Linked DNA regions of Mus musculus: region 2 is linked to region 1. The links are chromatin loops, found by intact Hi-C in ENCODE. Cell type or tissue: left cerebral cortex. All regions are shown on one strand. Links, peaks and the distances in the headings refer to the core of each region. The heading gives the core; the rest is flanking DNA. Region 1 has its middle 14 kb from the start of Gm31614. Region 2 overlaps Gm31374 (a long non-coding RNA gene).

Region 1 (8,409 bases), core at 33-8,032:
GAACCAAGAAGATCCTTTGTAGCATTTGTTAGAGCAAAGGACATTTTCTCTATCATTAGATTCAAGTCGCCTTGGTGACAGATGCTGCAGGCCACCAGTCCTGGGCAGATGACACAGTCTCTCCAAGCCCTGGGTTTACCTGTGAAATGGAGATTCCTGCCAGCATCTTATGGGGACTGAGATAATACATTAAAAGCGGTTAGCAAAATGTTGGGAACAAGTAGCAAACAAATGTTTATTTGTTATTATCACCGGGAACTGGGGATATCTAGGCTTCCTTCCAAGAACATTCTGGTAATCTACTGTTTTAAGTTAGGAAGCATTAAGGGCTCTATGAGGGCTGGGCAAGCCTGCACTCTTTAGTAAGCCAGACCCGTCTCCAGGAGGAGCCCAAGGGACTGTGGTGTTAGGAGCAATCTGTAGATACGGCTACGGAGAAAGATGTAGGATTTGAGACTCTGCAGAGGCAAGGGAACTTCTGGGTTCTTGACGACATTTTTTCTTATTTATTTGGGATTGTATTCCTGGGCTGCCTGCTAGAGAGATCTCGGGCTTGAAGGCTCACACACTGGACTTCATGCCTCGTCTTTTGCTCTTACTTGGAAGGTTAACTTTTAAGGATGAGGTGGCACACAGTGGGCTTTGACAGAGAAGGAACAAAGAGGAAGTACCCGTTGCCATGCCACACTAGACAGGCTGTAAAATGGTTTGAAGCAGAAAGGCACCCCTTAGGCTAATGCTTTGAACCCCTTTGTTCCCAGCTGGTGGTCCTATTTTGGGAGGCGGTGGACCCTCACGACATGAGACTGGCAGAAGTGGATCGGAGACACGGGCCTTTGAAGGTTGGAGCCTAGATCCTAGCTTCAGTGGCTCTCAGCTTGCTGGTCCTCCATAATGGTAGTCTACTTCTGTGTCTACAAATGTGCCCTCCCCACCATGATGGAAGGAGACTTCCTGAAAGCAGAAGCCAAAATAAACCTTTCCCTACTTTAAGTTGTACCTGGCATACTGGTTGTACCAACTCAAAAGCAACCCACATACTATGTGACCTTACAAAGAGCCAGCGTCAGGCTTTTCCCTTCTCACCTCAACCAAGACTAAGCCCCAGGATGGTGGCATTCAACTTTACCCATGGTGACACCCTGTCTTTCCACACAAGACCCATATGGGTACTTAGGATACTCCAGCGAGTAACTTCAGCTGCTTGAAAAAGAAGGAACAGTCCGCACACCTTATGAGGAACTAGATCAAATAATCAAAATGATGTTACTAGCAATACTGTTACCATGCTCACTGCCTGCTTCTTGTGTAACGGGTGCTATTCTAAGTGTTGAAATCACTTTTTAACCTAATGAGTCTGGTTAGTGTTGCCATCCGGTATGTGCCTGGTCTTGTTGACCTTACCATGTGCAGGTCTTGTGCAAATAAGGATAGCTGTTGTGAGTTCATTAATCCAACATCCATACCAAGTCTAGAAGACAACATTTTACTGCATCCCTCCCATCCTCTGGCTCTTTACCTTGTGCCCACCTTTTCTTCCATGTTTCCTGAGCCTTGGGGCAGTGGGACTGGGGTTAGTGGATTGATACAGACTTCCCGGTTAGGGTTAAGTGCTCAAGAGTCATTTGTTCTCAGCCCCCTGATAGTTGTGAGTATTAACTGCTACTGCAGGGAGAGGCTTCTGTGGCCAAAGTCGTGGCACGACACTATAGGCATACAGATAAATATCTAGAAAGCATGTGTGTTTAGTGGAACAACCACATTTGATTCTGGAGAGTTGAGGGTGGATGTGATCAAGACACATGTTTGAAATTGTTAAAGAGTAAGTGAAAGCTATGCTGTAACTAAAACAGGAAGCCTTACCATCACCCCAGGGCGATGACCTCATCATCTCCTCCTGTAGATGAACAAGCTTGAAGGAACAAGCTTTAAGGACCAGTCCCAAGACCCCATAAGCCTTCTCTCCACCTCACAATGGGACTTTTGCAGGCAAAAGATCACTCCAGGGCATTGGGGGCAAGTCCAAAGCCACAGCTCAACCCTTGAAAGAAGAAAGATGCTCAAATACAGCCATGGGTTGATGTTGGTAGCGATGCCCTCTCTGCCTTTGCTTTCTTGGGCAAAATGTTTGTTGTAATGTGACACAAACTAACAAACCAGGTTATTTTGAGAGAGTACAATGGCCTAGCATTCTTCCTTGACATCATCCAGGAGTCTAAGACCATTAAGACTATAGGGGAACCTGGAGCCATCAGACCCCCTTCACTCCGAGGTGCTAAGGATCTGCCCCTCTGCAGAGCTAGCTGTATGCCTGCATAATGGCCCTGGGACCGTTTGGATTGTTTTCTGAAGTCGGAAGGTAAACTCTGACTAGGCTCTGGGCTTGCTGTCGCTGGAAGGAGTTTGCTGGAAGGGTTTAGATGCAGCCAGGCAGCTAGCTAGCTTATGCAGAGGGCAGCTGATCCTGCAACTCTTAAAACAGCTCCCTGCTAGAAAATAAGCCCCCAGAGCTTCCCCAAAGACAGTACGGGGGCTTCTGCTTGGTTCACATAAACACCACTGGGCCGTGAGGACTCAGAGGAGGGTCCCGAGATAGGAGGCGGAAGGCTTTGCCGATTAGCCCCTCTCAACAACTCAGCTATTTGCTCACCTCAGCATCTGCACCTCCGACTCTTCCCTTACCTGTCTGCTTATCTCTGAGCACTTTCCCTTCTTCCCTTGGCTGCTAGGAGCCTCTCTCCAGACCCAGCTCCTCTTAGGAGAGAAGGAAGCTAACAGAGCTTCCAAGGAGATGCCCAAGACACAGGAAGCAGAGCTAGAAGCTGAGGGGCTAGCGCCAGGCAGCATCCAGGGGACCCTTAGGAGTGAGAGCAAACAACTGAGGTCCCAATGGAACAATTTGGGAAGCCCTGGCCCTCCCATCCATCCATCCCGCCTCGGGGGCTTGCCTCTTCTGCAGCCCCCACCCGTGGGAGAGAAGAAAGCTGCTCAAGGGGGCACAGGGGCCGCTGTGGTGCTGAATAAAGGAAGCAGTCTCCTCCGCGCAGGCGTTCTCTGCTTGAATATGTGGCCTTATTTATGCCTGGCTAAAGATCATTAAAGCCTTTGCTGGGGTGGGGGTACGGGGGGGCTACAAGGAGAGTGGATTAATATTAGAACACCCTGTCACAGCTGGAGAAAAGGCGGGATTGATTTTATAGGGAGTTTAGTCAGAGCTGCGCGTGAAACCCCGCGGGTTGCGCTGGAGTGTATCCATCTCCTCCATTAGGAAGGCCCCATGGGAATCTTCAGCTGCAGTGTTTATGACTACGGAAGCGGCGTATCACAGAGAGTGAGCCGCCCTTATGCAGCTCCCTTTTAGCGACTGCCCATGCTCCTAGAGACCCTATCCTGGGGTTTCACACAGCTGTCTTTACCAGCCAGACTTCGTGGCTGGACCATGAAGGCACTGACACTGCAGAAGCGCTCATTTGGTCCCTAGTTCTGGCAGGGCAGCTCTAGAGAGCCCCCTGCTGGAAGACCTTGGTAAGCCCCATCTACTGTCTCCTTCCTAGAAGTTGCCAGAGCCTCTCAAACACTTAGATTTCTTCTCAGCCTCGCATAAAGTCTGAAGATTGCTCCAAGAAAGTGTGGTCCGTCTTCTTTTCAGAAAACATGACAAAGCTTGGAAAACTTGATTCTTCCAGAGTCTGCTTAAAAACTGGCTTAAGTGATCCTTTAAGAGTCAGATGCCTCTTATTAGCTGCTGACCCTTGAGCGAGTGTGGTGACTTCTCAAGGTTTTAGTTTCTTCGTCATCTCTGCCTTACACAGGCGTATTAAGAATTAAATGGTTATCGCAAGAAAGTTTCCAGTACAAGAGAACCACCCAGTGCTAGTGAGTGCTACTGTGTTATCAGGTGGCCATTCCAGTACATTCTAAATGGGACTCAATTTGCAAACATTTAGTTTAAACAAAGCCCCGTTGGGACACCTTCATTGTGGAAGGCATGGCGTACCAGTGGACACAAAATGTCTGTAGGGTCGTGTTCATCAGAGGGGACAAAGCTCAGAGACAACTGGGATAGCTCTGAACTTAGGTGTGCTCTGTGCACCTCATCTCCTGGCGTACGGACCCAGATATAACTGGCGGGATCTGAAGTGGTATGGGCAGAGTCTGGGTCAGCTCCCTCCCAGAGGGACATTGGTTGAACAGATGAGTGGCATAAAGGGTGTTGTTTAAGGAAGCTAACAATCATGGCTGAGAAGATGGCTAAGCCAGGAAATGCCCAGGGTTTCATCCCCGGGACCCATATAAAAAGCCTGGGATGGTGATAGGCGCTTGCCTCCTCATAGCTGGATAAGCAGAGAGAGCAGATCTCTGAAGCTTGCTAATCTGGCAGCCCAGCCGGATTGGTGAATCCCAGGACAAGTGAAAGACCTTGTGCCTAAAAACAAGGTGAATGGTGCCCGAGAAAGAATACGACTCTGAGCTGTCCTCTGTCCTTCATCTGCATGGACACAAACGTGTGTGCTCTTCTGAGCACACACACACACGCGCACACACACACACACACACACACACACACACACAAGCATGCACCCACACACATTACCCACCCACCCACATCCACATACAGAAAGAAGCCAAGAGTCTGAGCCAGAAGAGCTCACACCTCGCTTTGCAGAGCTTCCGTAGCTTGTTGGATGCATGCCCAACACAGTGCTCAGCAGTTCTGCTTTTTGGAACTTGATACTAAAACCCAGATTCTCTAGGAGCCAAATGACCTGGGTTCCAATCTTGATCTTCCTGCCATTCATTCCTTGGTTCCTTTGAAGAAGTTATGCCCTGTGCCTCAGTTTCCTGGTCTTTGAATGGGTGTAATAATGACACTGGTGTTAAAGGTAATAACAAGAGTGTTAAATGAGATGATATGCAAAGTGTCCATAGCAGGGCTTGGCAATTACAATCTTTACAGTGTCATTTGCATGACATTATTGTGACCAACCTATTGTGGCTTTTGACATACTGAGCACCCCTCCCTCAAACCCCGAGAATGGGGACTCAGAATCATTGTTTCCATGTCCCAAAGGGGCAGCCCAGGGATTGTGTACATAATGAGAACTTGGTACAAGAACTGTTGAATTGAGTAGGATAGGTTGCAGTTATATTGGAGCTGTTCTAAAATTGCCAAAGAACTGCAAAGTCCAAAATGGAAGTGAGAGCAAAGTCAGATGTCAGATAGGAGACTGCTAGGACTGAGAGTCAAGGTTAGGGATGGAGGTGGTGGTAGGGGTTTCCATATTTGGGGAGCATTAAATGCAGAATCAGAACCAACGAAAGAAAAGCAAGAAGAAGGTAGTGGAGTTGCCAAACCCCCCAAAAATAGGTCAGGGTTACTGTCCTTCTGATAGTGGCTGGATGTCCAGCATGAGGAGCATTGTGTAGGTAGTGGTGGGATGTTGTGTAGGTAGACTCCGAATGGAACCTCCTCTTTCTTGCACATACCCAGACATCTTGCACCTGTTAAGAGGTCCAAAGTTCTTGGAGGAAGGGAACTTCAAAAGGCTGCAGCAATCTCTGCTATGTGAGGATCAATAAAAACCAAATGCAAAAGGTCCCAGGGCTTTTGCGTCTTTAAAACAACAAACAGTACAAAAATATTTTACTGTTCTGTAAAGTATTTACATAATAACCAGAAGATTAAAGTGGAAATTAAAACAACTCAAGCCCCGCATCTAAGAGAGAATCATCGTTAATGTTTTGGTCTATAGCTTCGGCAGACTGAGGGGTTTCCAGACTCCCCTTTGTTTTCCTAAATGAACCTACCTCCTGAGCAACAAAAGAAGCCCTGATGGTTGGTTAGCAATTGTAGACTCAAAGTGAGGGCCCAATGCTGTCCCCACAGCCCCCCACCCACTCTAGCCAGACATCAACCTTTAAGCCCCTCTTACTAAGCCGGTAACGCTTTGGGCGTTTTGCATACAGATCTGTGCATGTGACTACACATGAAGGAAGTCAGCTCTGCAGGCTCCTCTGTTATCTGTTTTCCCCCCCTCCCTTTTACGACACAAAATGTCAAAGACATCTCTCCGAGTCAATAAGTATAGAACCACATTATCATTTTTAATGATTGCGTACTACTTCTCCCTTGTATGTCTCATGCTTTACTGGATTGCTCTCTTATTGATTGGCGTGTAAGTAAAATTTTGCTGTTACAAATAAGGCTTTCACAAACATTCTTGTACTTATACTGTTTCCTACTTAGGCAATTATTCCCATAGGGTAAATTCGAGAACTATTAAATGAGCAATCATGCACAGTTTATACTTTGATAGATAAAACTGTATAGGTTTTTACCTGCTAGCCATGCAAAGGGAGAATCGTCTACTTTGTCATCTGGGTGATAAGCGAGGTGCAATTTGTGAGCTTTAAAGAAAGATCAATGCTGATCAGATGTGTAAAACCATCTCATTCCTTATCTTGGATTTTGGCAGAGGCTATGTGTTTTCCATGTTTCCCAACCATTTGTATTTCTTCATTTGTGATTTGTTTGAATATTAAAAATCCCGAGGGCTGGTGAGCTGGCTCAGCAGGTGGAAACACTTGCTGGCATGGCTGGCAACCTGAGTTTGAACCCAGGACCCACAGAGTAGAAGGAGAGAACTCTCCAGAGTTGTTCTATGATTCCCACACATGCACCTTTATACACACAAACCTACATACACACACACACACACATACATACATACACACTCACATGCACTCATGCACACATGCACAAATAAAGGAAAGAAACAAGTGCATTTTTAAATCATGAGGACAAAGCACAAATAAAAGAAAATGCCATTTTACAAGAGAATACTAATGTAAGAAAATGGTTAAAATGTATTCCAAAATGATTGGAGTATGGGCTACATAATATTATAATTACGAGGTAGTATCTTTTAAAGAAAACCTATAGCTAGGCAGGCAAAGACCGAAGACAACACATTCCACAGGGTTAAGAGGCCTGGAAAACATGCAGTTGAAACAGTGGTAATAAAAGAACAACAGCAAAAGCCTCGTAGGTTCATAGAAATCATCACTGGGTCACAGGGAACTAGGTATATGTTTTTAACTTTTATTTGTTGATCACCTTACAAAGTAACAGGTTTTCCTACGGTCTTTTTACACCTACTTAGTTTGGGTTGATTTTGTCTCTTTCCACACCCCAATCTCCCTTGACCTTAACCCCATCCTTGGACTTCAGTAGCTTTCCCTTCTCCTTTCGTATCAAAAAGAAAGAAACAAACAAACAACAAAAACAACAACAAGAAGAACAGCCACAAGCTAGGCTGGCAAAGTTTGATGTCTGGTGACCTTGTCACTTGGATCCCTGGGTCTCACCGGGTGGAAGGAGAGGACAAACTCCCACAAGTCAAGCCATCCTCTGGCTTCCACACGCACCGGAACACATACAAGGACTAAATAAACAAAATGGAATTAAAAAAAATAGTACACCCAGTAACTATTTTAAAGCCATCCCTTAGTTTCCAACTTCTCTGCGACAAGAATGACGAATTTTATCATTTTAAGGACCCCCTAAAATAAGTAACACCCCAGGAGCCATAAATAAAGCCTACCACCATCCTTTCTGTATTTTGCTCTTTTGTGCAGCTCCTTATGCGTGAATAGCCACAAAAGAAGACATTTTGAGCCGAGAGGACCTTTAAATGACATTTTATTTGCCTCTTCCCCCTCATTTAAAAATGAGCAGATTGCAGCCCAGGGTAGTTCAATGACCCAGCCAAGGTCTGCCAGCCAAAGGGACCTGGCCACATTGGAGACACCTAACGGGTGACACGCCCCACTCCTGTGCCCCACCTTCCTCTCTGCAGGAGCAGACACGTGCTTAAGCAGTGGATGGCCAGTTGTGGAACCCGGAAACCTGCAGTCTTTACTAAACAAGAGAGTGCAAGTCTGGTCAGGACTAGGGACACAGCCTGCCTAAGGGTAGAGGGGTCACAAGACAGTTCAGAAGTTGGCTTTAAGGATTTAAGGGCTCTGTGGCCCACAGACTAGTATAGGCCTGCCGGCTAGGGGTGGGGGACTTGCTCCAGTATCCCTGATCCAGGATTCGCCAGAGTGGAGCACCTGGAGGGGAGTCTGGCGTATCCCTGGAGCCTGGGCTCAGCCTGCGCCTCAAGCCTGCCTCACAGAACCAGGAGGGTTTTGCTGGAGGATTTGTGGTTGAGGTTTCTTCCTTTCTTTTTCTTTCAGGACTCTGTCTGGGGCTCTGCTCCATGCAGGTTAGAGAGAGCAGCGCACAGCCTCTGGAAATCGGTTCCCCTGCCACATGACATCAGTGGGTTATATTGCAACTTTCCACATGGCTGCTCCGACACAGGCTGCTGTGTTTATGAAAATTCTCTTGATACTAGCTCAGAG
Region 2 (8,409 bases), core at 212-8,211, 460 kb before region 1:
AGAAGTGAGTTTGATGTCTGTTGGTTGGTGGGTGGGTGGGTGCCTCTGTTTGGGTGAGCCCTTGTCTTAGACAGTGGCCTTCTGGAGTCTCTAGGGTGGAGATAGGGAGGGGACTGAAGTCAGTTACCCAACTCAATCCCCACCTCATCTGTGTCTGGGGGCTCTCATCCCCTTCTCCCTGACCTTGTATCTCCTTGGCTCAGCCTGTCCTGCTAACGAGCTGAGCCAGCCGCCTGGCGCCCGCCTCTCCAATGTGCTGACTCAGTCCCATGCCTCCTGCTTCCTCTGCCCTTGTTTGAAAACGCCAAGTTAATTGCTTCCAGCTCCAGGCTGCCCTAGTGGGGCACAGCCCTCCTTTCCTCTCCCTTCTTCACACCCAGAAGGGAGGCAGGCGAGCATCCTTCAGCCCCAGACCTGGCATCTGTGTGTGCTAGAATAGGCTTCCAGTGACCACTAGGAAAGAGGGGCATGTACAGGGAGGCAGGCTGGTACCCTTGGTACAGACCTCCATGTTTCCCAGCCCTTGAGGTACAGGAGTTACCAGCTTCTGCCAGGATGATGAGTTGCACCCTGAGACCACTTGGCAATGCCCTCTCAGATCTATGGCTAGATCCAGGGCTGAGAGAGGATGCGTGTTATGAGGGAGACCTGAGGCCTCAAAGAGAAAGAAAGGAAGGAGGGGGAGAAAAGATGGAAGAGAGAAATGGAGGGAGGAAGAAAAGAAGGAAGGAGAGAGAGAGAAGGGAAGGGAAGGAGGAAGGCAGGAGGAAAAGAGAGAAGGGAGAGAAGGAAAGAAAAGAATGAAACAAGAGGAGGCGGGAAGAGGGAGGAGGGAGAGAAAGAAGGAAGAAAAAAGGAAAGAAAAGAATGAAGCAAGATAGGGAGGAGGGAGGGGGAAGAGGGAAGAGGGAGGCAGGAGGGAGAGAAAAAAGGAAGAAGGAAAGAAAAGAATAAAACAAGAAAGAGAGGAGGGAGGAAGGAGAAGGGAGGGGGAGAGAGCCAACAGAATTTCTTACAGAGTAATGCTCACAGAATTCCCATAGGATGGGCTTACAGATGTGCTACCGGGGTGAGAGTCAAAATATTTAACAACAGAATGGTATCAGCTTTGACTAATGGGATGGAAACCCCCCGCATGAGCTGGTCAGGGTCCTAGAGACCTTCTGAACTGTGTCAGGCGTTAACCCTTCAATTGCTGGGCCTCAGGAAGGCAGGGCAGGGGTGAGCTGACGGTACCTGGGGAAGTCTCTCCACGTTCCATGAGCCCAGTAATGGTGGCCTTTCGTCTCTGCTTTCTAGTATGCACACAGTGCCAAGACCTGGTGTCTGACAGGGCTTCACCCCGTGTTGAAGGAATGGCGACTGTCGCTCTGGAACGCTGGAATAACTGGGGAGAAACAGACTAGACAGATGATCAGGTGCGTGGGGGCTGGGGGCTGGGCAGGGCAAGCTGAGGGCCAAAACTCCAGGGGCAGTTCCCTTTGAGGTTCTGGGTGTTGGCGTTCCTGCCCGCAGATGGGCCCCTGGCTCTGGGTGCTCAAGGACAGGTAAATCCCTCGGAGATGAGTGTGTGGGGTGCTGTAATGATACGTATCAGTTCGGTTATTTTTATTACTGTGACAAAAAGGAGGAAGGCAGAGACTGGGTTGGGGGAGCTGTCTATCAGGCATCACTAAGGAACAGACAGAAAGCCCCGCCCGCCGTGGGTCGGCAGCAGGTGGGATCTTCTGTGAGTCAAGTGCTTTTTCCGCTTTTTACGTTTCTTTTTTCCTTCACTCTAGCATTCTTGGAATGTACTCCTGTCACCCTGTCTTTCAGAGTACAGGGGGAAGGCCCAAGGCAGTGGGAGGAGACAGAGGTCTGGCTGATTCTCTTCCAGGAAAGGGGTCACTCTATCTGCTCACCTTCCAGGTCCCCAAACCGGGAGCGTCACACGGACACCGTCAGGTGAATCCCAGGACAGTCAGTTTCAGGGCTTGCCAGGGCCCTGGTGAGCTTCCAGTGGCCCACGCAGGCTGCCCGGGTTCCCAGCTTTCCACTGGGGTACTAGCGATCACGTGCTTCTCCCTCCCGGCTTTCCTCCCTGGGTCTCCAGCCAGCCCGCCGGCTTGATGAATTAGCCCCATAGATATTCCGTCGGGAAAGCAAACACATATCATATATATCTTTGACAAGTTATTATTCTCCCTTATCAGGATTCGGGTGGATCTGTGCCCGCCATTACTCAAGCTGCACACTTGCTCTGTTGGGGACCAGGCTCTAGACACGCGAGGAAGTACTGTCCAGGCAGCCCAGCCCAGGGCCTGCCCTGCCTGCAGGCTGTGCTGTGTGGTTGTGTGTGAGCTTAGGGGTGTGGGTAGGGGAGTGGGGTCTCTTGACACTGTCATAGTCCAATGACTGGCAGATCCTTTCCATGTGGAGGCTAGGTGTGGCCAAAATGAACTGGAGGTGTTCCGACCTTTAATTCTTTCATCTGAGATTCGGAGGTGGGGGTGCAGGGTGGGGGGCGGCATGAGTTGTGTCCCAAGGAATAAGGTCTGGTTTGGGACTCACTCTTGTCTATTTTGTGGGGCTGAGCTGGGACTTTGGTTGTCTTTTGCATGGGCCTTTTAGTGACCTGCTGGCAGAAGAGGTCACCCTGCCACCTACCACCAGTGCCTGAGTTTCTCAGAGCCAAAAGGGGCTCCTGGAGGCCAGCCCTTAGCCCCATGGTAGCCAAGGCTCGCTGGCCAGTGAGGGCTAATGAGTAAGATGTAAATGGGTATTAGTGCTCTCAGCCTGGCTGCCGGGCTGTGATTTGTCATCTCTCACCCCGCACATTCCCATTTCCCCAGAGGCAGGCTCCATATTAACAAGTCCTCTACTTAGGAATATAAATGGGGCATCTGCAACTGCTCCTGACAGCCTGCAGGCTGCTAATGCACTCCGGCCTTGGGGGCTGGGGGAGGGCCCACTGGTTCAGCTAGCTTCTGAAGTAAGAATGGTGGAGGGGAGGCCCGGCTGCCTTCACTGGAGAGGGACTGCCTGTGACTCCACACTGCCTCGACTTGCAGAGCTGATGGAACTGTGAGGAGCCACCTCCCTCCCCAGTTCCAGGCTTGCATGCCATCTGCCATCTCTGGCTTCCTCCAGATCTGATATTTCAAGGAAGTAACTTGTCCTGTTCTGGGACTGACACAGAGTTTCTTAGGTCCAAAGGAGAAGTCGGGTGTGTGTCTGTGGGGGGTGGGGGCTCTTATTGAGGATAGAAGTGATCTTACCCCTGTATAAAGAGTTTCGTGTAGCCCAGGCTGGCCTCTAACTCACTACGTACTTGAAGATAGCCTTGAACTTCTGATCTTCCTGCCTTTATTTTCCTAGTGCTGGAATTATATAGGCTTGTGTGACCGTGCCTGGTTTTATCTGATGCTAGGAATCAGAGTGAGGACTTTGACCATGATATGTAATCACTATCAGCTGAGCTATGCATTCAGGAGATCTGATTCTGACACCCTGTCAGTGGTGGGGTGTGGTTTGGCCGTTGGCCACAGTGTCCAGCCTCAGCTCCAGCTGTGGGCAGAGCCTTGGATTCTCAGGGTCTAGTGCCTGTCTAGTACCTGTAGAAGGTACTGAAACAAAGGTATTGGCTGTAATTATCATCACAGCCACTAGAGGGCAACGCAGGCTTATGTTTCTCTCTTCTAGAGGGCAGAGGACTCAGGGAGGGATAAGAGATAAGGGTGTTGAGGCTGACTGAAGTCCTTTGCTCTGGGAATGTTTCTGGTTCCTCTATTCTTTGTAGTCTATTACTGCCGAAATTCTTCAATTCCAAGTAAAGGAAGAAAGATCTTAAAGATATTTAAACCCATGGTGGTGTGGGTTTAACACTTATGTATAACACTTATTTTACTGCCATTAAGAAAAAAATCAGTGAGAATTTCAAAGGTTAAAAGGCTTTGTAGAGTGGCCAACCCATGACTGGTCTAATTTGAGGTCCTGACAATGAGAGGGAACCCGTGCCCAACACTGCCTGGTGACTTGGGACCAGAGGCTGGAGAGCTCACAGACCTAGGATAGAAAAAAAAAATCAATAAAATGATTCCTAAGATATCCTTATATTCTCACAGATTGCTGCCTATCCCAGCCATCAGAGAGGCTTCCTCCTGCTGCTGATGGGAGCAGATGCAGAGACTACAGTAAAACATTAGGCAGAGAGAGAGAGAGAGAGAGAGAGAGAGAGAGATCTCCATTGGGTCTTCCCCCTGGAGCTCAGGGATCCCTGTAGAAGATGGGGAGGAAGAATTCTGGGAGCCAGAGGGGTCAAGGACATCAGGAGAGTATGGCCCCCAATATCAGCTAAGCAGGGCTCATAGGTGCTCACAGAGACTGAACCAACAATCAGGAAGCTCGCATGGGTCTATTCTAAGTCCTCTGCATAGATGTTATGGTTGTTAGCCTGGTGGTCTTGTGGGACTCCTAACATTGGGAATGAGGGTGTCTCTGGCTCTTTCACCTGCTCTTGGGACCCTTTTCCTCCTACTGGGTTGCTTCTCCCGGCCCTGATGTGAGGGTTTGTGCCTGGTCTTCCTGAAGCTTGTTATGCCATGTTTGGTTGAAATCCCTGGGAAGCCTGCTCTTTTTTTTTTTTTTTTTTAAGGGAAATGGAAGAGCAGTGAGAGGAGAGGAGAGAGGAGAGGAGGGGAGGGGAGGGGAGGGGAGGGGAGGAGAGGAGAGGAGTGGAGAGGAGAGGAGAGGGGGAGAGGTTCAGGTGGGGCTGGGAGGAGTGGAGGAGGGGAAACTGTGGTCAGGATGTGTTATATGAGGAAGAAAGAAAAAAGGCTTTGTGGATGATGTAGTTGGTGGTCAGAGGCCCAGGCTTTGTGCTTGAGGATCTGGTTGGCATCCCGGATCCTCTGTTCAGTTGCTGGATGTTTGAGCCTCAGTTGTCTAACCTGTAAAGGGCAGAATATAACATGCACTCCATAGGGCTACTGTATGGATAAATGTTGAAAGGACTGTAAATTTTCTGTGTAATTCTTTAAAATTATAATTTTATCAATAGTATGTGCGTGCTGATGTATGTGTGTGCATGCCTGTGTATATGTATGCATGCCAGTGTATGTGTGTGTATGTATGTGTATGTGTGTGTATGCCGGTGTATGTGTGTGTATACTGGCTGGTTTTTTGTGTCAACTTGACACAGCTGGAGTTATCACAGAGAAAGGAGCTTCAGTTGAGGAAATGCCTCCATGAGATCCAACTGTAAGGCATTTTCTCAATTAGTGATCAAGGGGGAAAGGCCCCTTGTGGTTGGGACCATCTCTGGGCTGGTAGTCTTGGGTTCTATAAGAGAGCAGGCTGAGCAAGCCAGAGGAAGCAAGCCAGTAAAGAACATCCCTCCATGGCCTCTGCATCAGCTCCTGCTTCCTGACCTGTTTGAGTTCCAGTCCTGACTTCCTTGGTGATGAACAGCATTATGGAAGAGTAAGCTGAATAAACCCTTTCCTCCCCATCTTGCTTCTTGGTCATGATGTTTGTGCAGGAATAGAAACCCTGACTAAGACAAATTGGTACCAGAAGTGGGGTATTCCTGTGACAACCTGACCATGTTTTGGGGAGGACTGTGGAAGGACTTTGGAACTTTGGGCCAGAAGGTCCATTTGCTGTTAAGAGACCTGTCGGATGTTGTGTAGGAGCTTGGAAGACAATGCTGAGAACAGTGCAGAAGGTGGAGGTCTGGCTTGTGAAATTTCAGAGGGAAAATTAAAGACTCTTTTCAGGGCCATTGCTGCTTTGATTGTGAAGATTCTGTGGTTCTGGTTAGCTGGGGCTGAAGAGTCAGCTGTGATTAACAAGATACCAGAACTACTAAAGCAAAAACTTTGCATTACTGGGACTATTGATGCTGGTTAGCTGGAGCTAAGAAATTAGCGGTGATTAAGAAGAGACCAGCATCGTTGAGGTGACATCTTCTGGGAAGTGTTTTCTGAAAGCACAAAGAGGCTGTGTTCCAGAAATAGCCAAGGTTGTACTCCTGCTGCAGCGGGACTTGGTAATGTGTAAGGGTCACCCAGGTGGTACTGGTTTTGAAGGCATGAAGGGGTCACACAGAGCAGCTGAGGCTCGACACTGTGAGAGGCCATGGAAGGCCATTGGTGAAGGTGCAGCCTCAATTGCAATTGATGGCCCAGGACTGAAGGGGTCATGCAGTGTTTTGGAGATGCCAGTATCATGAGATGACCACCAAGAGCAGCAGCAGCAGTGGAGTACAGGCAGCTGGAGCCTAGAGGACGACGCCTGTGCTACAAGGGGCATGGCTGGAGAAGTGACCCAAGCCCTTGGAGGAGTCCAGAAGATTGTGAGTTGGATCCCAGACATTGGATGGTTGGAGATTGATTTCTGTTTTTGATTGTGACTGTGCCCTGTTATTTTCCCTCTTGAAGGAAGAAACTATTTTAGTGGAGCCCACAGTTAAGAGACTTTTAATTGTAAAAAGACTTTGGATTTTAAAAGAGATGGATATTTTAAAGAGATTGAAAATTTAAGAATATGTAAAGACTGTGGGACTTTTAAAGTTATTTAGATCAAGGGGATGAATAAGAATGTAAGGGTTGAGGCTTACTAGTGATGTGTTTGTGTGTCAAGTTGACAAGGGGTCAATTGTACTGGCTGGTTTTGTGTGTCAACTTGACACAGCTGGAGTTATCACAGAGAAAGGAGCTTCAGTTGAGGAAATACCTCCATGAGATCCAACTATAAGGCATTTTCTCAACTAGAGATCAAGGGGGAAAGGCTCCTTGTGGGTGGGACCATCTCTGGGCTGGTAGTCTTGGGTTCTATAAGAGAGCAGGCTGAGCAAGCCAGGGAAAGCAAGCCAGTAAAGAACATCCCTCCATGGCCTCTGCATTAGCTCCTGCTTCCTGACCTGTTTGAGTTCCAGTCCTGACTTCCTTGGTGATGAACAGCATTATGGAAGGAGTAAGCTGAATAAACCCTTTCCTCCCTATCTTGCTTCTTGGTCATGATGTTTGTGCAGGAGTAAAAACCCTGACTAAGACAGTGTGTATGCCCATGTATATGCAATGCATGCCAGTGTATGTGTGTGCATGCCAGTGTATGTGTGTACATGTTGGTGTATGTGTGTGTATTCCAGTGTATGTGTGTGTATGCCTGTGTATGTGTGTGCATGCCAGTGTATGTGTGTGTATGCCAGTGTATGTGTGTATATGCCCATGTATATGCATGCATGCCAGTGTATGTGTGTACATGCATATATACTCCTGCACAGAGGTCAGAGAATAACTTTTAGAGCTAGTTTGCTCCTTCTTTAGTGGATTCTGGGGATCCAACTTAGATTGTAAGGTTTTCAGGGGAAACACTTTTACCCACTGAGCCCTTGTACTGGCTAGTTTTGTGTCAACTTGACACAGCTGGAGTTATCACAGAGAAAGGAGCTTCAGTTGAGGAAATGCCTCCATGAGATCCAGCTGCAAGGCATTTTCTCAATTAGTGATCAAGGGGGAAAGGCCCCTTGTGGTTGGGACCATCTCTGGGCTGGTAGTCTTGGGTTCTATAAGAGAGCAGGCTGAGCAAGCCAGGGGAAGCAAGCCAGTAATGAACATCCCTCCATGGCCTCTGCATCAGCTCCTGCTTCCTGACCTGTTTGAGTTCCAGTCCTGACTTCCTTGGTGATGAACAGCAGTATGGAAGTGTAAGCCGAATAAACCCTTTCTTCCCCAACTTGATTCTTTGTCATGATGTTTGTGCAGGAATAGAAACCCTGACTAAGACAGCCCTTTTGCCAACCCAGCAGTTCTCTCTCTTTCTAATATATAAAATATAATATATAAAATATATTATAATATATAACATATTTATACATTATATAAAATATAAATATAATATATATTTATAATATATAAAATATATTCTATATATTTACTTTATATAGGTACATATATTATGATAAGCAGCCCTATCATATTTTGATGAAGGGTAAGGGTCACATTGAAAACCAAACACTATTTTTCTCTTTGCATGGGTATTTTAAAAATCGCTTGTCCACCACTAGAGGAAGTGAAGAAACACTTCCAGTGTTGACATTCTCTAGGACTTTGTACAGAATGAGTGAATGTCAGTTTATACCTACATTTGTACTTCATATTTCTGAGGGGAGACTGTCTCATGCCACAGGCCCCTCTGGCATGGGGTGGGCGCACCTGTACCTTCCTCAGCTAAACTCATTTGAGAGGCTGGTACTGTGGTACTGTGCCTGTCTCAGAGCCACTGTAGTACTCTCTGGTTCATGATCCTCCCTTACAGCAGTGCATTAGCACAAGGAGAGGAGCCGCTGACCCGGCCAGAGCCAAGCTCCATCCCAACAGTGGCTTCCCTTGGTGAGGACCTTGGGCACAGCCATGACACTGGCCA

The links. Hi-C counts contacts between places; a loop is a spot of excess contacts. Peaks named below come from ENCODE experiments on the same cell type or tissue, not always from the same donor. Only the 100,000 strongest peaks of a DNase experiment are listed, where the experiment ranks them.
Region 2: it touches region 1 in a loop (4-fold over the local background); 8 of 42 quality-filtered maps call a loop at or near these places.

What each region holds. Positions count from the first base shown.
Region 1 is chr9:46,811,662-46,820,070 of GRCm38, forward strand. No RefSeq gene overlaps it. Among named protein-coding and RNA genes, the nearest start is that of Gm31614, 14 kb to the right of the region's middle. In left cerebral cortex, for the core only: CTCF peaks have their summits at 396 and 3,512 (motif pointing left); DNase peaks (open chromatin) are centred at 3,496 and 4,660; H3K27ac peaks cover 293 bases.
Region 2 is chr9:46,350,576-46,358,984 of GRCm38, forward strand. Gm31374 (a long non-coding RNA gene) reads left to right here. Exons shown (of 3, transcript XR_379350.2): 2 at 1-4; 3 at 1,300-1,465. Among named protein-coding and RNA genes, the nearest start is that of Gm31374, 5.1 kb to the left of the region's middle. In left cerebral cortex, for the core only: CTCF peaks have their summits at 279 and 3,629 (motif pointing right); DNase peaks (open chromatin) are centred at 247, 2,031, 3,054 and 3,637.